Linked DNA regions of Mus musculus: all the other regions are linked to region 3. A link is a loop called in an ENCODE intact Hi-C map of the cell type or tissue named here. Cell type or tissue: heart. All regions are shown on one strand.

What was found. Hi-C counts contacts between places; a loop is a spot of excess contacts. Peaks named below come from ENCODE experiments on the same cell type or tissue, not always from the same donor. Only the 100,000 strongest peaks of a DNase experiment are listed, where the experiment ranks them.
Region 1: it touches region 3 in a loop (2.0-fold over the local background); 2 of 42 quality-filtered maps call a loop at or near these places.
Region 2: it touches region 3 in a loop (1.8-fold over the local background); 5 of 42 quality-filtered maps call a loop at or near these places.

What each region holds. Positions count from the first base shown.
Region 1 is chr9:92,327,442-92,335,441 of GRCm38, reverse strand. The region is part of intron 1 of 1700057G04Rik (RIKEN cDNA 1700057G04 gene); the gene reads right to left. It also overlaps the pseudogene Gm15493. Among named protein-coding and RNA genes, the nearest start is that of 1700057G04Rik, 22 kb to the right of the region's middle. In heart, a CTCF peak has its summit at 4,847; no DNase peak of the experiment used is centred here.
Region 2 is chr9:92,461,614-92,469,613 of GRCm38, reverse strand. All of the region lies in intron 1 of Plscr4 (phospholipid scramblase 4), which reads right to left. Among named protein-coding and RNA genes, the nearest start is that of Plscr4, 8.2 kb to the right of the region's middle. In heart, no CTCF peak of the experiment used is centred here; no DNase peak of the experiment used is centred here.
Region 3 is chr9:92,271,114-92,279,113 of GRCm38, reverse strand. It overlaps Plscr1 (phospholipid scramblase 1), which reads right to left. Exons shown (of 9, transcript NM_011636.2): 9 at 6,553-7,585. The coding sequence ends at 7,526. It overlaps Plscr2 (phospholipid scramblase 2), which reads right to left and starts at 3,512. Exons shown (of 8, transcript NM_008880.3): 1 at 3,101-3,512. In heart, no CTCF peak of the experiment used is centred here; DNase peaks (open chromatin) are centred at 2,623 and 3,403; H3K4me3 peaks cover 303 bases; H3K27ac peaks cover 1,821 bases.

The sequences.
Region 1 (8,000 bases), 56 kb before region 3:
AGCTACATATTTCCTGTTGCTCTTTTTCTCTACAGGCCTCTGATTAATTTAATGGATCTATTCCAAGAAATAACATCAGATAGTTGTAGAAATGATCAGACAGTATTCTAGCTGAATTAAACATGACCCGACAATTGCTTCCCCATTCTTATAAATTAAAAAACAACAACAACAACAACAAAAAAAAACAAAAACAAAAACCCCAAAAAGACACAGAAGAGAAAAGCACTTATACTTTACTAAAAAATAAAAAAATAATAAAGAAAATGAATGGGATTAGCTGGGGCCGGCTCGCTAATGGTGGGCATGTGAGGCTAGTGCACAGAGAGGCCGGAGCTGCGTGCTAACTGTGTGGCGGTGCCATGTCATTGAACATGGACCGGCTCAAACACCAGGTCATGATCAACCAGTTCATGCTGATAACAGGCTAAGCAGCCGATCAGGCAAAGCAACTGCTGCAAGCAGCCCAGTAGCAGTTCGAGACACCCCTCAGTGCCCTTTTCCAGGAGACCAACATCCCCTACAGCCACCACCACCAGATGATGTTCACTCCGGCCAACACCCCTGCCACGCCCCCCAACTTCCCTGATGTTCTCACCATGTTCTCCTATCCTAAGACCTCTGAAAGCATCTATGGTGGTGGCAGCAGCTGCAGCCCAATGGCCACTTTGGTCACGTCACCCCCACTGCACTTCCCCCATGCCACTGGCAGCTTTGCAACACCCAGCAGGCCAACTGCAGCCTCGCCCCCAGGAGGCCCACAGCACCACCAGTCGCAGCCGCCCCTGTGGACACGAGCACCCCCTTCGCCAACTTCAGACTGGCCTTCCCTGGCTCCCCAACGGGTCACCTTAGAAACAAGGGCCCACTCTGCCATTGAGGCAGAGAGATAAGAGAGGAGGCCAGAAACCCGTGGGGTGGGGGAGAGGATGTCTCCGTGAGCCCCTCACCCCTCCTTTGTCTGCACCCCTATACCCCAGACCCCTGGAGAGGAGAGACTGGACTCTAGCCAGGCAGTCTTGTGCCAGCACTCACAGCACAGGCTCCCCCAACTGGCATGGATCTGACTCAGAGTGGCTTGGGTGCTTAATGGGCAGCACCTTGGAGACCAAGCAGCCATCCCAACGAAGACTTAACCTGCTGGGCCCCACCACCTGGTGTGTTTCAGAGAATCACTTGGTGGCAGACACATGGCTGACTCCTATCTTTGGGCCAGTAGGGAATGGAGTGCCTTCTCCGCATATGTGCGTGCAGCTTGTCTTATTTATTTATATGTATGTTGCTCTTCAAAAGCAACCTAGTTTATGGGGCAGTTGGGCTTTGCATGTTAGAGTGACCCCCAAGCCCCTTGGTCCACCCCGCCATTGTCCAAAGGGCCCTGCCTCACTCCACCTCCTTATCTGTCTGCATTGCTGTTTCCTGCAAAGGATTATGGGAAAGTCCAGGACTCTTCTACCCAGGCCCTGCCTGCAAGGGTTCCCTGAATGCCCCTTCCCCCGAACCCAGGATTATCTGGTCTCCGTTTCCTACCCCTCTTTTGACAAAAGAGAAAATTACAAACCACACACACACAAACACACACACACACACACACACACACACACACACACACACACACACACAGAACATTGACAAAGCTATGTTAAGGAATTCATGCTATATAACTTACCATAAGAATAATAACTAATACAATTTTACATCCCAACTTGATTAGCATATGCTCTTTTACAACAGTTAAGTGCAATTCTAGGAGAAAGAACCATCACATCCCATATGCATTGTTAACATTTACGAACATCTTTGCTGAAATCATTCCATCAGAAATCACAATTCTCCTTTGCTGCTGGGCCATTTAATCTCTGTGTCCCTTTATCACAGTAGGGGAAGAAGGAATGGTGCAGGTAGCAGACAAAGGGGGCCACGTAACTTATAGGAGGTAGGATTTTAAAACACAGGAAAAACCATGAAGATTTGAGAATGAGACAGAGATTTTTAACTGTAGATTCTGGTTGACATCTCTTCCCAGCTGAGACAGTAAGAATTTGAACAAAAGTCTTTCTCCTCCTCCTAATTCCAAACCTAACAATTGTTTAGGACTATTACCAGAAGCATCCTTGATATAATACTACTAAAAGGAACTTAAGGAAGAACATGTTTATTTTGGCTTAGAGTTCCAGAGATGGATACAGTCCATCATTGAAGGAAGAACATAAGGAAGAGACCAATCTGGTGGTGACGGAGCCAAATGATCACATTTCATTAGCACACAGGAGGGAGGGAGAGAGAGAGAGAGAGAGAGAGACAGAGAGAGAGAGAGAGAGACAGAGAGAGAGAGAGAGACAGAGAGAGACAGAGAGACAGACAGAGAGACAGAGAGAGACAGAGAGAGAACAGAGAGACAGAGAGAGAGACAGAGACACAGACAGAGAGGAGAGAGAGACAGAGAGAGAAAGAGGGAGGGAGGGAGGAAAAGGAAGGGAGACATGTGTTCTTGTTGAGATTTCTGTGGTTTGTTGGAGGAAGTGTGTCATTAGGGGGTGGAGTGGGCTTGGAGATTCCAGAGGCTCAAGCCATGTGTGGCATTCACTTCCTGCTGCTTCACAGATCCAGGTATAGAACACTGAGCTACCTCTTCATCATCATGCCTGCATGCCACCTTGTTTCCCAAAGAGACAATAGTAGAGTAAACCTCTGAACTGTAAACCAGCCCCATTTCAATGCATTCTTTTGTAAGAATGGCTGTGGTCATGACTTTTCTTCACAGCAGCAGAAAACCCTAAGACATTTGGTATCGAGTCACTTTTTGTTCTCCCAGCCTTTGCTTGCTCCTACATCACTGAGAGAGGGAGCAACTCAGACTACTGCAGAGCACAGTAGGGAAGAAAGGCCTATTCAGTGACCCCAGCAAGCAGATGAGAGTAACAGGCTCTAAGGTGCTGCTGTTTGTCTATTGCCTTTGGTTTGCTTGTTACTTATGTAAAAATTGAGGCAATTCATTTATGAACTATTGTTTTACTAGAAGTTGGTTAAAAATGCTGTGTGAAGCCACCTGTAACTAGCTCTTACTACATTTGTGTTGTTTATTGAACCTAAAATATAGCCACCATCCCTCCCCACCAACCCAGGCAGACCACACCACAAGCTACACCTCACTTATAATCCACTCCTGCACTCAGTCATAGCACTTTTGATTGCATTTTACAGTTAGGTGTGCTGTACCCTTCAGGGCATGGTTGTCTATAAGGTCTTCTTTTTCTTCTGCCTTTGAACTTGGACTATAGATTCCAGAGATTTTTTTTTTTTTAAAGCTGGGAACCAAACCCATTTAAGGATGAATATTCAAGGAGACCTATAAAACAACCTAAGGTCCTTAATCCATTTCCTGCCTTCCATTTATTTCTAGCATCCTTAAAGAGCTGCTGGGTGTCCTGTCCTGGGTATTTAGTTGTATTAAGTTGGTGAGCAGGATTCAGTGTGCCTACTCATCTCTCCTGGGTCTGGAACCTTTCCTGTGTCTTTGAAACTCTCACCCCATTTGCACTATCCTGCCTGTTGTGTACACATATAGATGACAGTTGTAGGGAATTACTCTTCATGGGCAATATTTAGGTTGAAGATTACATATTCAAACAGTATATACTGAGGGAAGAGATTCAATGAACCTATACAATTGTTTTAAAAATATTTCAGACATCGGGTTTCTTGGTTGATAGTTCATACTGCTTGTGGTGGTTCGAATAGGTATAGTCCCCATACACTCATATGTTTGAATGCTTGGCCATAGAACATGGCACTATTAGGGGGTGTGGCTTTGTTGGAGTAGGTGTATCCTTGTTGGAGAAATTGCAGCACTGTAGAGGTGGACTTTGAGGTCATATATATGCTCAAGCTCTGCTACGTGTGGAATGTAGTCTTCTCCTTCCTGCCTGCCGATCTAGGAGTAGAACTCTCAGCTCCTTCTCTAGCACCATGTTTGCCTGAGTGCTGCCATGCTTCCCATCATGATGATAATGGACTAAACCTCTAAAACTCCAAGCCAGCCACAAATTAAATGTTTTCCTTTATAAGAGTTGCTTTGGTTATGGTGTCTCTTGACAGCAATAAATCCTAACTAAGACACTGCTCTTGTAGAATTGCTGAGTGCAATTTCTAGCATCTGTGTAAGGCAGCTCTCAAATGCTTATGACTATGAATCCAAGGATCTACCATCCTCTCTTGGCTTCTGCAGGCACCTTCACTCACATGTATGCACACACACACACCACACGGTAGTATTTCAAATGCCATAGAATTCACTGTTTTTGTAAATGTAAATATGAATCAGAGAGATCAAATGTTTTGGGCTCAGACTCCACCTTAGAGAACCTGACCTACGTTTGAACTCAATTAAACTAACAGGTTGGTACCTAGCACCAGTTTCTAGGTTACTCTCTAACAAGACCTGTGCCTAGCAGCAGTCTCCAGGATATTCCCCCAACAAATTTGCACCCCCAGGTTACAAGCCTGCTCCTGGCACTTCACTTCCAACAACTACCAGTCAGGAAAAACAGAAGTTAAGTTTATGGTTTGGCACCCAGTACCAGCTAATTATGTTAAAGGCCACAGTAGCTCCCCAATTAGATGGTGCCAGGCTAGAAACACTCACCCCTCACTTGCCATTTTCTGTAAGACCTTGTCCCAACGAGAGCTCAGGGTTTCTTTACCAAAGCTGTCCTGTGGGTCTGTGGAGAGTTAAAGCTTGAGCTTGTAAGTGAAGACCCTTTTGTGATTGCATCAGATGGCCTCCCGATTGGTCTCTTGGAGTCCACAAATGCTTCCTGGTACTACAATTCCTGACCACCACATGTCTCAGTATGAACTAAGTTATTTTATGCTGGTTTACACTGGTTCTAACATTCTGCCTCAGTTTCTTTCACTGTGCTATCATCTCTTTAGCACTGATAATGATGTATAAAGATACTAGAATTAAGATAGAGTGCTTATTGTATTTCCTGACATATCGTATGTACTTGGTGACTCTCATTACTGGCCTAATTATTACAGAAATATGTGCTTGAGGTTTTGTTCTTTTCTTATTTCCTTACTATTTTCTACCCATACATGTTTTGAAATAAGGTATTTCAAAATGCTCTACATTATACCAGGATTTTTTCCCTATGGAAAAATTCAATTGTATAGCATTTAGAAACTGCTTATATCTTTAGAAAGATACAATGTGTAGTCATAACCTGAAAATTTTGCCCAGTGTCAACTTGAATGACTCTGCCTTCCTCTCTTTCTACCTCAATCTTTCTTTGGGGTAGAAATATAATAGATTTTGAAATGCTTATATAGTTCCACTTAATATAATCTAAATTATTTATATGTGAAATCTGCTTGGTTTTTCCTGATAACTGGCTTCTGTTTAGACACTGCCTGGGCCCTCTGGTTTTCTGTCATCAGTGAATTCATTAACTCTGTCCATAGAGAAGGACAGGTGTGAGCACTCTTCCCCTTTTCTCTATTTATTAGTTTATCTTTGTTATAGTTGGTTGTGTGGTTTAGAATTCAGTGGTGGTAAAATGAACTGACTTTAATCAAGTCATGAAAGTCAAACTTAGATCTTTTCAAATTGCCTTTTTCAGCTAAGTAACCTCCTTAACAATTTTGAGTACACGTTTACACAAATCCTAATTAAGGTCCGGTCATGTCAATCATTTCAGGATCTATTCACTGTTATTCAGAACCAAATGACAGTTATAAAAATACTCCTCAGCACTAAGTAACACATATTTCTGTAGGCTTCATTTTATTTAAACCCAGGGAATAGATGTAAATAATAAATCAACAGACATGCACACACATACAAACACACACACACACACACACACATAATATTTTTTTCTGGGAAGCACATCAAAGTTGGCTTCCAGTGGGAAAATAATTTTCAGGTTGCCTCCATAGTCAAGAACTACGAAATGCTCCAAGAAACAAAGGACTGTTTCTCAATGCTGAGAAATAAAAGCTGGAAAGCCTTGTGTTTGAAACACTGGCATGAATGAGAAGCCGATATGTTTACATTGGCTACCTGCAGATTAACATTTTAAATGACCTGTAGTGTAAGTTAAACTGTTTGTGACTCTTGCTTGTGGTTAAATGTTAGGAATTTAGCTTTTGAAATTTGTGATATACATTTTGGAAAATTTTAAGGAACCTGTATCCTGTTTCCCGCAATGGCTATACTAAATTATATCCACACATACGGTATGCATGTTCTCCTGTCTCTGTATATCCTCAATAGCAGACCTGCTATCTTTAGCATTCTGGATAAGAACTCCTGCCCTTGGAGGATAGCATCTTGGTGTGGTGGTGCGGTTTGGATTATAGTTCTCCCACTGAAAACGGGGAGTGATGTTAGCCCAGTAGAATTAGGGAGGCGGTAGGGGTTTCATCCCTAACAGATTTCTGTTTTTGAGAGCCTTTATTATCTCTCCCTTAAGTGTTTAGTATTTTTTAAATACATTGAGATATGATCACACTTCATTATGTACATGCACAAAATTCTCGAGAATAAAGTAGATTTTCATTTCCAAGTGGCTTTTAACTGGAAATGGCTTATGGGTTAGGATTGGCGTGCGTGTCCACATTGTTCTCTTCCTTCATATTGATGTGTCCGGCTAAAGGTTTGCCAATTTTGTTCTCAAAAAAGGCTAATTTTTAAATTCATATTTTGTTTTTGGTGCCTACTTCTCTTATTTGTGCTTTATCTGTGATTTCTTTCCTGTTACTAATTTGGGATTTGATTTATTCTTTGTTATCTAGATCTTTGAAATGCATTCAACATGTTCTTTATCTGGAATCTTTCTATTTTTGATACAGGAAATTATCCCTATACACACCCCTCAGTAGGAACTTGCTGTATCCTGTTAAGTTTTGAAATGTATTTTCATTTATTTTGAAAACTTTTAAAAATTAAATTTTTATATTTTGATGACCAATTATGCTGTTCAAAATATAGTGTTCAGTCTCCATGTGTTTGTGTAATTTCAAACTTTTTTATTGTTCACTTCTATCATTGTGCATCGTGATCAGAAAATGTCTGAATGTGTTAGGAAATTTGGTGACTGTCTTATGGCCTACTGATGACCTAATATATGGTCTAGTCTGGATAAAGTTATATGTGCTAACGGCAGCAATGTGATCTCCAGATGCTGGCTGTAAAAAATGACTCTCTTACCTATTCACAGTATAGTTTAGCAATTTCTTTGCTGAAATGATATAATCTATATGTTGATCAAAGTAAGATGCCTAACTCCCTCAGTAATATTACGTTGGAGCATATTTCTCACTTAAGGCTTAATGGTGCTATTTTATAAAGTTGGGTACTATTTTATAAAGTCCACATTAGATGGACATAGATATATGTGATTATATCTTCCTTAACTGATCCATTGAACATTATTTAGTGGTCTTTGTTTTTTCTTGACTTTTAATCTTAAAGTCTACCTGGACCCCAAACATAAATGTAGCTCTTTCTAGTATACTCAAGATTACACTCTCTAAGAATATCATCCTTACACTTTCTGCATGTGGTTTTCTTGACTTGGCGTGTGGTTTTCTTGTATTGTTGGTTTTTGTTTTTAACTTTTAATCCAGTCTGAGTCCTTTTACTTCAAAATGTGATGTTTACTTTCAATGTATTATTTATAGGTAAAGACTGATGTTTTTGTAATTTTCTTCTAATTATGGGAATACACATTCCCCCTTTATCTATATTTACCATGCATGGCTTGATGGTCGCATTGATAACATTGCATCCTATGTATTTGTATCTTGTGCATCTTACCCCTTGGTTGGATTTTTCAAGTGCTTTTGGGATGTTATTTAACTTCCTTTTGCTTATGAATATAGGACTCTATCAAATATTTGTTTTCTAAGTTTACTTTACTTACCATGGATTCTCAGTTTGTGTTTTGAAAGGTCCTTATTTACCAAGTGTTGTTGAATGATACTCTTGCTCA
Region 2 (8,000 bases), 190 kb before region 3:
TCTTCTCCTCTCTCTCTCTCCCTCTTTCCCCCACACTCTCTTTAGTGAGGAATAGAAAATGTTTCTCTGTAGCCCTGTTGGCCAGACACAGGCAATGTAGCCTAGCCTGTCTTTAAACTCGCAGCCATCCACCTGCCACAGACTGCAAGTGCTGAGATTTAAAACACGCACTATTACACCTTAACATCCCTTCCCTCACAGATCAGGGAATCTGTATGTATATTTTCCTAGTTACTAAACATGTCTATTCCTGCATTGTGGAAGAAGGGGATTTCCGGGGAGTATGTTTTCACACTCACCGATTGACTGGGAGAAGGTTTTCAGTTATAAACCATGATCATTTAGTTTTCATAAGCCCCTACTCTGATTGGTTGGTTTCTATATAAGACCCCACTCAGAATATCTGGGTTCCAGAAGCTCACGCTTTCTGATTGGTTGGCTTCTCTATACTCCTACTGTGATTGGTTGGCCATAGGGATGTTGAGGGTTTCCTAGAATAATGTCAACTCAGAACCAGTCAGTGTGTAGCAGTTTTTTAATAGTATGATTAATTTCTTTCCTTTAGTATATAGCTATCACGAAGTAAAAGTCACTTTTAAAAGATCCTTTGAAGAAACAGAGATGAAAAAGTAACAGTAAAACTTCCAGTATTATTCTTATAGGGTCCTTCCTCAGGAAGAATTGGGTTTCCCTTCTGTCAAGGAGTTCTGGGTGTATAAGCTGACTGTAAATGGCTAGTTTTATATGAAATTGTCACAAGCTAGAGTCCTGTGGGAATAGGGAACCTCAATTGAGAAGAGAGCCTCCCCAGGTTGACTTATGGTGTATCTGAATTGATGATGGATGAGGGAGAATCCAGTGCACTGTAAGTAGTGCTACCCCTAGTCAAGAAGAGATGAAGCCAATAAGCAGCACTCCCTTATGATCTCTGCCATGGGCTGTGATATGGAACTATGAGCTGAAATAAACCCCTTTCCCCTCCCCATCCCTGCAAAATCCATTAAACGTTAGATATAAACTAATACTAATGAAACAAAGCAGAATGTGGATACATATCACCTCACAGACTGGAGGAGCCAAGCTTCCTTTCACACCCCTCCCCCCTTCTAGCCACTAGAGCCTTTTCTCATCAACTTCGATTCTCTTTCTTTTCTTATAAAGTTTTACAATACAATTCTAGCCAAGATATTATGTAAGCACAGTAATTTCCAGTTGGTACAAGAAAGAATTCTGTCATCTTAATCCTCCCTTATTAGCTAGTAAATTGTTTCAGATGTTCTCTCAATCAGCAACAGTGAAGTGCATCCTACACTGAGACTGGCTTCTGCCTTCATCATCTCTGGAAATTAGTTCTCGAAACTGGGGCACATCTCAGGTTAGTATACCAAAGCCCAGGAAGTCCTGCTGACATCCTGGCATTCGGAGACATATGATTCACACAGGGTATCTACAGATGTCTGGACCATCACAGAGAGATGAGAGTTAGGACACAGACAATGCCAGGCTGGGCAAGGATCTGCATCCTTGTAAGGCAGCTGCAGCTGCTACTTTAAATGAAGTCTGGCAGCAACAGAACACATATTAAATGTTGCACATTCTAACCTACCTATGTTGCTGTTCTTTTCTTATGCATAACGTTTGCCAGCATATTATGTAAGCAGGATAATTCCCAGTTGCCAGAGGCAAGCATTCTGTCTTAATCCTGGAATAAACTGTGAACTGAGGGATGTGTTTCCTGTTGCGCAGCACAGCTAACCTGGCTGAGACACGGACACAGAAGATTGCTCTTTAAGTTTCGTTTGTGCAAATCATGAAATGATACAGCAGCCCACAAAACCAGAAGTTCTAACACACACATGGAGATTTGAAAGTTCAGTCACAAGACCCAAGCTGGGTCAGAAATTCACAGTGAAACACTGGACTTGTGCTGATCTCTGGGAGGGAGGGTTTTTTTTTTTTTTTTTTTTTTTGGTTGATTTTGGTTTTTTTTTCTTTTGATTCTTTGTTTCTTTGTTTCTTTGATTGCCAGGTGAGAGTCTCCAGGCAAAGGCTTAGAAACTGGTATATGCATTCTAAAACCCTGGCCTCTGGCTGTCTTTTAGTATTTCATTTTTTTAAAAGGACAAGAAGGATAGACAGTTCCTCCTGAATGTCCGCTAACTTAGCAAAGCCCTATAGGAAGTACCCAAGTCCCCTGTCTGTTTACTGACTCTAACATGCAAATTTTCTGAGCCACGATATCCTTTTTATACCTTAATCCTCACGTAAAGACACCTGGAGGTGAAAAGAAGACCGGGAAGCTACCCACTAGTGCAAGCCAGCAACACATGTGCTCACAGCACATGCCCAGGTCTATGGTGTGACACTGAGGTGACCATGAGAACCAGGCTCTATTTCAGGTTGCCCTGTTTGTCACAGAAAGAGTGAATGTGGGGCCAACTTCCAAGTACTGCTGTAAAATGAATAGTTCCATAGAGACAGTGTGAGGCCCACAGACAATCCTCAGATGCTCGGTATTATTACTGAATCACTAGGAAATTGTGTATGGATAGCAGTACTGTTTGACATGCCCTGGCACTCTGTCGCTCAACATGTACCAGCTAAACAACTGCCAGACCAACGTGGGTTCTGGGCAGACACTTTCCTCTCCCACAGAGGGAAGCTCTAGCAGATAGAATTGTAAGCATACAAAGGAGCATGCTCCCTAGTTGCAGCCCAAAACGTGATAAATGTTGGCTGACAGAATTTATCAAGCAGTATATTTTACAAAGAACAAAATGTTAGCGATATTAAAGATCTCTATCTTTCTCTTTCTCTATCTCTCTCTCTGTCTCTGTCTCTGTCTCTGTCTTTGATTCTCTCTCTCTCTCTCTCTCTCTCTCTCTCTCTCTCTCTCTCTCTCTCTCTGAGATAAGATGCCATTCAGTAGCATAGAGTAGCCTGGAACTCACAGTATAGCCTAGACAGTTCTTGAACTCATGGAGAATCTCCTGCTTAGATTTTCCAAGTGCTTGGATTATAGCCCTGAGCCACCATAGCAAGCTCATTGTATTTTCAATATCTCTGCTCTTGGAATAGAGAATCAACAAAGTGTCTTAGCATAGTCCTCACAGTTGAAGACCTTGGTGAGCGATGCTGTATTTGTGTGGGAGTCATATTACATTTGGTGAATGTGAAAAGGTTAAATAAGATATTGTGAGTCTTTTCAACTGTTCACATTTAGCCTCATATGTCATAGGACCCAAGACAGGTGAATGTGTTACTATTTTAATAGCTCTAAGGAAATTTGTAGACCTTGTCTAATGAAGGAAAATCTGTCAAGCCTTAAAAAATGCATATCTGCTAGGTCTTGCTACTGTCTAAATCAATATTTTCTTCTACCTCCACTGAAAGTGATACTAATTAAACTTTGGTTGTTATATGTGTAATTTAGTGCTAGATAACAACAAACCAGTGTGACTGTTCTTGTCGTGGGTTCTAAACTCTTGGGATGTCTCAATGACAGGGTTATTCTTGTTATACATGTTATACCCTTGGGATCACACATGAGGCTATGCAGAGGGGATGTCTCATGATGTGGACTGGTCATATCAGAAAAACATATCACATGTTCAGAGGGTTAGAATGTTCTTATCTGTCTGACCTCTAGGGAGATGGGGGAGTAGAGACTTAGTTCAACCACATAGCCAAGGGTTTTAGCAGTCAGGCCTATGGATAGAAAGCCCAATACAAAGAGCACTCAGTCTCAAGTTAGTTTCATAGCTTCCCTAGGTAAAGAGATGGATGCTTTGTGTTTAGGACACAAAAGCCACATATGCAGGTGACAGCTCTGTAAGAGGCATGGCAATGTGTGGAGGTCAGGACACAACGTTCAAAAGTCTGTTTCTTTGTCTACAGTGTGTGCTCTGGGCATTGAATCCAGCTCCTTAGGTTGTGTAGAAAGGGTTCGAAATCACTAGCCCCTCCCACATGTGTTTTTATTTGGCTAATCTTGATTTGCATTTCTTGTAGTAGAGCTTTACTCACTTGGAGAGCTCTGAGTCCTGAGTCCCGTGAGTTATTATAGAAAATGACCACACCCGAAGGGGTAGCTGGACTCATTAGGTTGTCAGAATGTTAGTGATCTGGAAACCTCAAACCTGTGTCAAATGTCTGGTGTGAGGGAATTCTTGTTGGCAACTGTGAGACTGCTGAGTCTGTCTTGACTTTGGGCAGTTAATTTAATATTGCAACTTAACTGAAATACGTACTCGCATAACTGAAAAGGTTACTGACCACTTTGGTTATAGAGGCAGGAACACAGGGGAAGAAGCTTTTAGTTTCTGGAACCCCTGGCCTCAGAATAGCCTGAAACACATGGGGTGTACTTGGTGGCTTCAAGACATGTATGCTTGTTTTGTTCTGCCTTGGGTAGGCAAGGGTGACTCTAAAGAATTCCCAATAATGTTTCCCAGAACCTAACAAAGGCCTGGAGATCCAAACAAGAGAGAAGAGTTCCCAAGTTGAGACTGAGTGCTGGGTTGTGTCCACTCAAGAGCTAGCTGAATGACAGAGAAAAGAAAGCTGCCATTGAAGTCACACACTCAGAAGCTGGCCAAGAATGGGGGGCCTCAAACCAAGTACATGCACTGCCTGGCCAAACAGTGAACTGATCGGCTTTCTCCATGGAGTTTAACAGGAATCAGGTTCTTCTAAATAATACTCAAAATGTGCAGGAAAAACCACAGAATTACAGCACAAAAAAGACTAGAAAAGGACAAGAAAACTCCTAGGGAAAAATATGAAAAGGTATTAATGCTACGATGATGGCAATGTTGACTTATCTTACAAATAATTTAGGTATAAAAAAAAATTCTCCAGGACCAAGACATGGCTCACTGGGTCAAGGAACTTGCCACACCAGGATAACATGAGTTTGCTCTCCAGAGCCCACACAGGATGGAAGAAGGGCCTGACTCCTCAAGGTTGTCCTTTAACCTCCACACGTATGCCCTGGACACGAGCACCCACACACATGCGTCATGGACACAAATACTAAAATCAAATAAAATGGAATGTTTTTTAAAAATATCCCAAATACTGAACGTCTCAGCAAAGTAATGAAAGATATAAAAAGTAGATATGTTTTAGCACTGAGCAAATACAATAACAGAAATCTAAACATCACTGGATGAAATCAATAGACAAATGTAGACTGTGTAAAGAGCTACTACGTTAATAGCAAATCAATGAAAATTATCCAGTCATACAGAGAAGCTATAGAAAACCAAAGAGATGAATTATAGAAAAATAAAGGAACACAGACAAGCATGCAACTCAATGGGAATGAATTCTCAGCATGGGTGAGGTCCTGGGTTTGAACCCCACCACATATTCTGTCAATTTTGCTTTTGTTCATTTTTTAAGGTCATACTATAATGTCCTTACTATAGAAAACGAAAACACACACACACACACACACACACACAGAGTTTAGATCAACCAAGTAACATAAGGATTCCTAGAAGGACCCACCACTAAAGGTGACTTGGTAAGAAGCAGAAATAAGAACAGAATTATAGCAAGACAATGAGTCAGCATTGCAGGACGTTCCCACAGGGAGAAACTAAGAACATAGAACTTCTCTGATAAACTACAAAATTCTTTTACAAAAGGAATGAATGTTCAGCTTTCACAAATCTCCCAGAAGTAAGAGTGAATGTATCCTAATTAGCTTTGTCAGGTCAGGGTGGCCTTGATATAACCAGACTAAGACACTATGAAAACAGAGCTATGTTAACATTGCTTAAGAACTTGACCTCAGAAGCTAACAAAACACTACAGAACAAAATCAAGCCATATCAATATATATACACTGTATACAAGCAGGAATTATCTCAATAACAATATAGGATTTTACTTACTTTAATGTATTTCTTTAAAAATTTTTTTCTAAAACCTTTATTAGCGTATTTTTATAACCAATAATATAATTCCATATAGAAATCAACCAATATAGCAAAACTTCACTTAATCTCAATAGGCACGCAATAAAAACATCAGAGGGATCCAATTTCCTTTTTTGGTTAAAAATATAAAGCCAAACTTGATAACCTAGAAAGAGAATGGGATTTCTTTAATCTAGCCAAGACCCCCAAGAAGCATTCCATAGCTAGCAAAAGAAGAAGCAAGAAAAACTGCTTTCTCTAAGACCAAAAGCACAGCTCCATTCCAAGTTATCATGGAGTTTCCTGCTAGGACAGCTATGTTAGAAAAACAAATGAGGCAAGCAGATTAAAAATTAAAATGTGACATTTCTACATTTCCTCTGTATAACAGTTTCTCGGAAAGTCACTATGAACTCTAGAAAAATGAGAAAGCTGTGCAAAATGTGATCAGACAGAAGACCACTAAGCTAGAGAAAGAGAGAGGGAGGAGATGGGGAGGGTCAAGTGAGTACAGCAGGAAAGCTAAGGGAACAACCAAGGAGACCATACTAATGGGTCGTTCTCTAAAGCCTTTCTTCTCTTCTCTTTTCTCTTCTTCTCTTCTCTTCTCTTCTCTTCTCTTCTCTCCTCTCCTCTCCTCTCCTCTCCTCTCCTCTCCTCTCCTCTCCTCTCCTCTCCTCTCCTCTCCTCTCCTCTCCTCTCCTCTCCTCCCCTCCCCTCCCCTCCCCTCCCCTCCCCTCCCCTCCCCTCCCCTCCCCTCCCCTCCCCTCCCCTCCCCTCCCCTCCCCTCCCCTTCTCTTCTCTTCTCTTCTCTTTTTTTTCTTTATTTTTTCTTCTGTTTTTCAAGGCAGGGTTTCTTTGTATATCCCCTGGGTGTCTTGGAACTCACCCTGTATACCAAGCTGGCCTTGAACTGAGAAATCTACCTGCCTCTGCCTCCGAAGTGCTGGGATTAAAGGTGTGCACCACCACCGCCCGGCTAAAGCCTCTTTCTTGAACCTAAGTAATTTTTCTGTTTTAAGTCCAGAGATTAATTAATAGTTTTGCTTTAAGTGGAGTTTTTATTCTCTGTAAACAAATGCAGATTAAAAGCAAGCATCAGCAACTCTAAACTACACGCTACAGTAGCATGCTGGTTGGGAGAGCACCTCACAGTGGAACATCATAAACTAATAATCTAGGGAAATATAGATACAAATGTTCTTGCCAGAAACATGTAATGTTTCCAGTAACTCAATATTATTACACTATAGTTTGTTAAAATACAAAAAGGAGAAAGTTTGTAAAAAAAAAAAAAAAACCTCACAACACTTTCTTCCTTAAATTTCCTGTAATAGGCATATTATAATCTGAACATTAAAAAAAAGATCACCTGGAAATAAAAGTTGTTATGAAGTACTCCTTCATAGTGAATTCATATGGAAAGAGCCCTTGGAAGTCTGCCAGATATCAAACTTGGATGTATATATTTTTGTGTATATAGCTTCAGCTAGCTTCTTGGCATCTGTGATGTGAAGCATTGATTTGTATTATGGGATTCTTCAGGCCCAGAGAACCAGTAGTGGAGAGGCTGACTGTGAAGGGTCACTAAAAGACCCCAATAGCCACCTCTCATAGTTCTGAGCCGGAAGAGGTGGTGGTACAAAGGCTGACATTAAAAGAGTACCAGAAGCAGGCAGTGTAGATGGGGATTTTTCATTGTCAAGATAAGGGGGACGGTAAAAAATGTCATGCAGATAAATCCATTAGACCTATATGCAAACATATATTTGTAAAACTTCTTTGCATAAACTCAACCCTCCAAGAAAACAGAGAAGCCACTTTTCAATGAATGAATGAACCTATTACAAAACGAAAATCAAAACTGGCTGTTGCATTTAGAACCTAAACTATTGCTTATTTTAGTCATACCATGAATCCTTCCAAAGAAAAACTGTGCAGTAGACTATTTCCTTAAGATCTTGTGGGTTGCAGGCAGACTACATTCCAAAATACAGGATGAATTAAAACGGAAGCAGAGTGAGCAGCAAACCCAGAGACAATTAACATCATACCTGTCCGAATTGTTTAAAA
Region 3 (8,000 bases):
ACAAAACAAAGCCAAACATTTCAGAAGAGAATAGGTAAACAAAATTAACTTAATAGGGAGAAAAACGAAAGGATTTACAGTGTCTGTCCATGATGGAGAAGAGAAGACCTTCTGTGAATACAACCCATTTTCACTGATTGGCTCAAACAAGATGCCTTGGAGTTCCCTAGACCAGTAGGCTAGTGTTCTTCAGTTATCTGATTTAGCATTATCTATCCAGTTAAACCTCTGGCTTTGACTCTCGTGCCATATGGAGTTTTCAGAAAGACCTGAAATTGGTGGCTGGCCCATGATGGTTAGCAATTTTCTAAAAGCCTTTGGGTGAAGAGTCCAGTGAACCAGAGGTAGAAATGGGTAGGAACCCTTTTGATCGTGACATGCGACATATTTAACCTGTGTGTAAAGTTTTAATCTTCCCCAATTTTTAATAAGACATCATTCTTCATTGATACTGCTTGGCTAATGAAGGTTCTGAAAACTTCCAACAAATGTTAACAACAATTCAAAGATGACTGACCATTATTTTCACTTTGCCTCTTTGTCAGAAAAGTACACCTAATGGCAAATCATCAATGACTTCTATAAGGAATATAGGCAAGTTTTCCTTATTTTATATTAAAATTTTCAAATTTTAATTTTTTATTTTCAGTTGAGTTAACAGTTGAATTAAGATTATAACGTTTGTACTGTAGATCTATACATATGTACGGTAATATTTCTTGTCTAGTTTTAAGAAGATCTCATCTTTTGGCTTGACTAACTGAGAAATCTAATGCAAATTAGGACCCAAGAGCATGCTGGGAAGTTGGAAATATGTAAAAAAGAAATGCTGTGTGTCAGGTGGATCTTAAGTCGTTGGTGGTCTCTGCCCTATATGCACCTAATGGGAATAAATGAGGGTTACATTTCCAAGTGGCAACCGCCCACTCTTTACACAGAACAGATTCTAAAATATGTTCACTGATGCACGTTCCTGCTCCCTTCTTCCTACCCTGTTACTTTACTATGAGTCTTAACATAAGAGAGTCAGGAGGAGCACCTATTGACAAAGGGCTGCAGAAAAGAGCCGAGTGCCTTTATTTGGTCACTTCATTATCCCTGCGAACCCTCCCTGGACAAGCCTGTGCTTCCTTCCTCACTGTTCCAGATCATCTGCTTTCCTCCACATAACAGATACTAAACCGATGAGGTAAAAGTAACTATTGATAACATTTAGCTCCCTAGTCACACGAACTAAAATGATTAAAATCCTTTGTGCTTATTTGCTCAGTTCACCAGAAGACACACACACACAAAACAAACTACATCCATCAAGTTTTAGGGAGATTCTTAGCAACTTCAATCAAGGCATCTTTCTTATGAAGGACAGAACAGCCTTTTAATTGGATCTGTTCTCCTGGCCATGTTAATTCTCCTAAGGTAAGAAACAATTTTAAGTGTTTAATAAAACAAAATTTAGAATAATAAACAAACATTAAATAATTAAATATAAATAAATAAATAATAAAAACTGTTTATTTTAATTAACACCCAGACATTCAAGCTGAGTGATATTAATCATAAATTGTAGAGAATGGGCATGCACACACATATTTATACAAACATTTCTTATTTAAGTATTTAAATATTTGACATAATAAAAGCCAACTGTCACCTAGTCCTTTATGGTAGCAGCAGCTACTCTAACAACCTATACTAATTGATGTAAAATCAATTTAACCTATTAGGTCTTGTACTAGACTTTAACTTGTATTCGTAATAGAATTTGTTGCGTAATTTGTAAGAGTAGCTGAAACAGTATACATGGAGACTGGTCCAGAGTCTGCGGATGTGAAGGAGTTGAGAGAGGGTCACACTCAGGCAGCCTGAGTGGGCAGTGTGGGCACACACAGTCTGCTCTGTCTTTTCTGAGCTCTTGGTACTATAAAATGCCAAGCCTAGTTTGGGTTCCAATTAATACTTATCCTTCAATAGCTAGCAGGCTTTGTGATATGTTTCTCTAATCCCCCTCCTCGATGGCCTTGATTAAGGATTGCACTTAACTGTGAAATGGTATTATTAAGTTGAACTGGGGCCTCATGTGATCTTTTCAGACAGGATGTGGTATGGGATGCTAGGTAGGAGAAAAATAAGTAGAAAAGAGCCATCTACTACTTCCCAGGTATTATTTATGGCATATGCAACTCCATTATCTTCTCATTTGGTATCATAAGTGGCATAGCTCCTGGCTTAAAGCACCCTGTACAAATGGTATAGACTCTGGCCAGGGGGATAACAAGCAGAGGCATAAGGTAATAGCAGTCACTAGACCAGAAATGATATTCGTAAAAGGTTAATAAAATATGCTGCAAGAAAGAGGCAAGCAGACTCTCAAAACACCCTCTTAAAAGGGAATGTGTGTCTAACTAAAACCGATAAGAACAATTACTGGCCTTAACGCTCCTGCTTTGTCTATAGATATGCGGGTACTCCACTTGCTTGTTAAATAATATGGTTTATAGCTATAACTGTCTTTTGAGAGTGGCCCTTGGAGGTGAGCTATCTGGGCCAAGTTACTCTTGAACGTATGTGTGAGACCTCCCAGGTACTGGTTCCAACTGCCAGCTGTCAAAGTCTGATTACTCAGTCATGAGGAGTCGCTGTACTTTCGGCCTCTTTGTGTCTAAAATTAACGGGGTTGTTTGTTTGTTTTACAAAAGTACAAGAGGTGCCTCTGACCTCCAATAAGTTAAGAGCCTTCTCCTAATAAAACAGGAAATTTTGTTTACAACCAAGAGGCTTGAAATGGAAAGAAATAGAACACATAAAGGCAATATCCACTGGACAAGTGAATAACTGGCTGGCTGCTTGTTACAAGATACAGGAAAATAACCCGAAACTCCTACCTGCCCACAGACAAACCTGACTGAACTACATTTTACCTCTCCAGGCAGAGGTACTTCCCTTGCCCGTGTGCCCACCTCCCCTTCCCAGTCACCTTCTTGGTCACCTTTCCTAACTTCCAGCTTAAATCTCCACCCTCAGATTTCTCTTCGCAGGGCTTATAAAAGTTCTGGGTCCGGTGAAGGTCATGGATCTCTTTAGAGGGCATCTGGCTTACCTTTCTCATGCAGCTCCAAGTGAGGCGAATTCCTAGAATCCTAGCACCAGCAGCGACTCAGCTCTCCAGACTCCTCTCAGAAAGGCATAGGTGCTGCACTACTCCACTAGACTAAAGTCAGGGAGAAAAAGCACCTGGACTTTGAGGCAGTTTAGGTTTTGTTTCCTGAGTCTTTAGATTTCCTTTTCCTGACTGGAAAGATACGCAACCAAATTGAAACCCTGTCTGAGTTCTAAGTCCTTTGAGAATTGTTAGCTGCTCCTGGCAGAGGCTCTCAGTAGAAATGAATATCTGGTCTGTGCACAGTTCTGGAACGCCAAAGGAACACTTACTGGCATTCCCTTTACTCTGACCTCCACTGCATTCTTCAAATGCTGGCACTGATTCAAAAGGAGACTCAGGAATGCTTTCCCTTCCTTCTTGTTTTGTTTTGTTTTGTTTTGTGTTAGGAGAGTCAGAGTGCATATCCCGATAGTTCTCAAATGCCTAACTTCTTCTACTGAGTACCAGCAGGAGCCGGTAGGACCACCAATATTATTTTTCCTTATTATATTTTTGTCACAATCTTGGGACAGTTGTTCACATTCAGGTGAATGAGCCTCTTTGAGACGGAGTCTCCCTATGACTGTTATGGGTCTGGGGTCACTCCGAGATTCACCACCACCACAGGTAAGTTTTAATAAGAGGCTTTATTAAATACTGCCACTCGATATTCATGGCACCAGAACGGCAACCCAGAGTGCTCTCCAGATGCAACAGCTAGTCATATCAAGCCAAACCCACAAGACTGCTTGTGTTTTGTCTACCTGGAGGCAGAGTCTAATTTTAACATATATGTCTTGTAGATGTTCTAGTCATTGAGAAGAGTATGCAAGCTTGAGTACAAAAGCTGGAAATAGTCTCTTTAGTAGGTCTCAAACCAGAGACAAAGGGCTGAGTTCCATTAACATATGAAATTGAATGCTGGCTACCTGGTTCTCCCTGCATCCCTCACTCCCTACCCGTTTCAGGGCCTGACTGCCATATTTGGTTTGGTACCCTAAATTCTCCTCCAGCCAACAGGCTGGGCTGCTCTTCCCTATAAAATCCAATCATGTAAGTTACCTGGATGTTTTTTTGGTTTGCCTTGCTTTTTGTTTGGTTTGTGGTTGTTGTTTTTTAGGTGTTTTCCTTGTTTGTTTGGTTTGTTGTTGTTGTTTTGTTTTGTTTTTTGGTCTATCCTTTACCCTCTTGGCCAGTCTCTTGTCCCCGGCTATCCCCTCCTTAGTTGGCAGACCATCTCTTATCTCCCTTCTACTGCCTTCCTCTTCCCCTCCCCTCTCCTCACATGGCCCAGCTCAGCCTGTCTGTGTGGTGCACTCTGGACTCTCCCTTTTCAGTGCTTTCGTGACCTCTCAACCACAGTAAAGTCTAAACTTTAAGTGTACTTGTTAATCATCAGACACCTCACTTCCTGAGTTCGCTTTTCTTTCACACAAAGCTGGACTGTTTCTCCTGCCTCCCTTCACTGCTCCCCACAAAATGACTACAGAATTTTTAAAAACTCCTCAACAGATAAAAATTCTAGAGAGGGACTAGTAGAGCTCCTGATAGGCAGACAAAGGGGGGGGGGGAGCGGGGGAGCCATGACTACATAATGAAAGGCTTCTTCCTCACCCTTGATCAGAGGTGAAAACCAGTCAGCCTAAACCAAGGGCCTCAAAGAGGGTTTCTCCTCTCCTTAGCCTCTCATCCCCTCACCCCTGCTGATGGATTCTCTGGACAAGTTCACCAGATCAGATCAGGCCATGTTTATATAACAGTTGTGGACCGATCCACCATCCTGTCTATCTTTAAAATGACAAGCCCTGAACTAGGGGAGGAAGACTCTTCAGGGGAAAAAAAAAAAAACCAAACAACAAAAACGAGCTCTTGAGAAAAGTGGGTTTTCAACTTGGGCATCCCCTTCCCCTCCTGCTTTTCCAGGGTCTTTTCTTTCCTCTGTGTGTCTGCTCCAAATCTATTTTCCTTACCCCCAGTACAGGCCTCTCCTCAAGGGCTGCGTCCAGCTGCTTTCTGGAGATTTTTCCTTTTTGTACTTGTCAAGCTTGAAATTTTTCCTGCTATTTCATTCTTTTTTTTTTAATTAGATATTTTCTTTATTTACATTTCAAATGTTATCCCCTTTCCTAGTTTTTCCTCCGAAAATCCCCTAGCCCCTCCCCCTCCCCCACCCACCTATCTCATTCTTTAACTGGCATAGAAAATGGACCCCATGGAGAACCCTAGATGGAAACAGTCGTCCATAGCCACGGTACAGATGCTACTGCAGAAGGAAGGACTGAGTGTGCTCATAACTGACAGATGGAGAAGATGGCATACACACCATTTTAGAACTAGGCCTGACTTCAAAAGGAAAGCCATGCATTCCAAGAACAAGGCCATAAAATCCCCCAGGCAAACAGCGTGGGGATGACCACAAGGATGGAGATATATCTGTGCTGGGCAGCCTTATATGCTGTGTGTATCTCATTCTGGGGTTAAACATTCATGACACAAGAATGCAGTCCACTAACCACCTGGTCACAAGCCAGTCACAAACCAATCCATGTAACATCCCCAACACCCACCATTGAGGCTTTAGATTACCTAACACTAGCGAAAATTCCCCTAGAAAAGGGCCTGCATACCTTTGTCTGGAGTCAACTCTTTTTCTTTTTCCTTTCTTTTCTCTTCTTTTTTTATTTTTTGTAAGTGGCTGACCTCTGCATGCAGGCTTCTTGCTCTCTAGAAATAATAACACTCTTGCCAATTGCATCTGTGAGTGGTGGTCTCCGTGTAGCACTTTTGGACTTAACAAGACCTTAGCCAAGGATGTAGCTGAATTGGGAGAGTGCCCATCTCTCCCAAAGGTCCTGGGTTCTACCGGCAACACCCAGAGGTGGAGAAAACTGTAGGCAAGGGCACAGGGAAAGCACAGAACTCCATCACTTTGTAGGTAGAGGGGTTTAACGGGGAAATCAAACTTCCAGGTATGTCTTTGGAAAATTCCAAAAGCAAACGGGAGAGTGAACCTTAGGAGTTTGGAGGACAAGGCTTGTGAGCCAGAATAGCCTGGGAATTAGAGCAGGGCACAGGGACAAAGGAGCCCTGACAGCCTAAGAGCTAGATGGGGACTTTGGTCATCTGCAGGTTTGTTTGGGTTAATCAGGAACTAGAGGACCAGTTAGTGCGTGAATGAGGGAAGGAATTCTCTTCCTATCAAGTAAAATGCAGGCCCTTCCCAAGAATCTAGAACTCACAGCAGGCTACGGACTGCTGACTTTGGAGTTTTGTTTATCCACTAGCAATCCTAGGTTCTGGATTGCTCAGGGGCAACTGATGTAAGAAAAGAGAGCTAGTGCAGCATAAATTTTGGTTTCTCAAGAGGCAGGGAGATCAGCCTCTTAAGGACTGAAGCCCAAACCCTGTTTCCATAGGCTCTTTATTATTATACAAAGGGCACCTTTAACAGATCAATTTCCACAAACTAAAACTTATCTGATCTAGGGGTTGACTTGAAAGAAAAGCCATCACCTTAAGCAATTCTCAGCCAGAGGGAATTTCCTGATTTGTCAGGCCTGTCTCCAGACTCAGCTATAAAAAGGCCCTGAAAATTCTTCAAAAGAACAACTCCATAAAATCTCAGGTAACGTTCACTGGCAAAATGCCTGACTGATGACTCTAAAACTATTAGAATACAGGAGCCAAACGTTTCAGGAGAAAATAACTGTATATATTTATATGAAACACACATATGAAAATATGTGTATGTATGGCATTATTGTATTATAATATGTCAGATTATGCTATAATAAATTATTATGTTATAAATACTGGTATGAACAGTATAGAAGTAGGTTTACATAACTATGTTGAATTTTTCTAAAGAGAGAAATACATTTACTGTTTCTAATTAATGACCATATTGAGTAATAGTTAACCCTAAGGTAAATGAAACAGGAACGTTTTAAAGGTTTTAAATGGGTAGTATTTGTAAAGTAACATCAACTCTTTTGTGTAAATCATAATTATATTTAATGTGTAATTTTATATTAAATTACAATAGCATTTACGTTTCCACAAAAATGGGAAACGAAAGACAAAGTCAAAGTATGTTTTCATAGAGAAGATCATTTCTATGTATATAAATTCACATAACTGTTTTCCCAAATTCACAGTGAAAACCTTAAGAATGTATAAAAACAAATACATGACAGAATTCTAAAAAATAAACTCTAATTTGGGAGCATAATTGTACAACAGGGCACCCAGGCATCACAGGTGAGTTGATAGAAAGTTATTTCAGTAAAGGAAAAGAAGCCACGGTGTGTGCCTTGTGATTCCTCAGTTTCCATTCAGGGTCCATAAAGTTGTCGTCCTTAAACCTCAAGAACTCTCAGGGAGTTACTGCCATGCTCCTGATCTTTGCTCCTCGTTTCCAGTTCTTTCAAAAAACATGAAATCCTGAAAAAAAAGAGAGAGAGAGAGAGAGAGAGAGAAAAGAGTTTAGGACAACAAGACAGAGAACAAATCCCAGATACAAAGGGAACTTATCAAAACTAAGTGCCTGCCTCGAGAACAATGGGAAGCTAGAGCTATGTAAGTAAGTTGTGCCTTTCTCTTTGCATTTTAAGGGCAATCAACTAAATCCCCCACCCCCCCCCCCACCCCCTTCTTCTGTTCTGTACGAGTCTGGTGACCCCTGACAAATTCTCTGGAGACTACTTTTTCATATCCCCTGGAAATCTTCCCTTCGTACTTCCTGAACCTTTGCTAGTCCTTTCTAGTGATTTCATGTTTCTCGTTACAGGAGTTGTTCCAGAGTCAGCTCTTGACTTGGCACTGGTGGAGCCTTCTCAGTTGGAAACCTTGGCAGGGT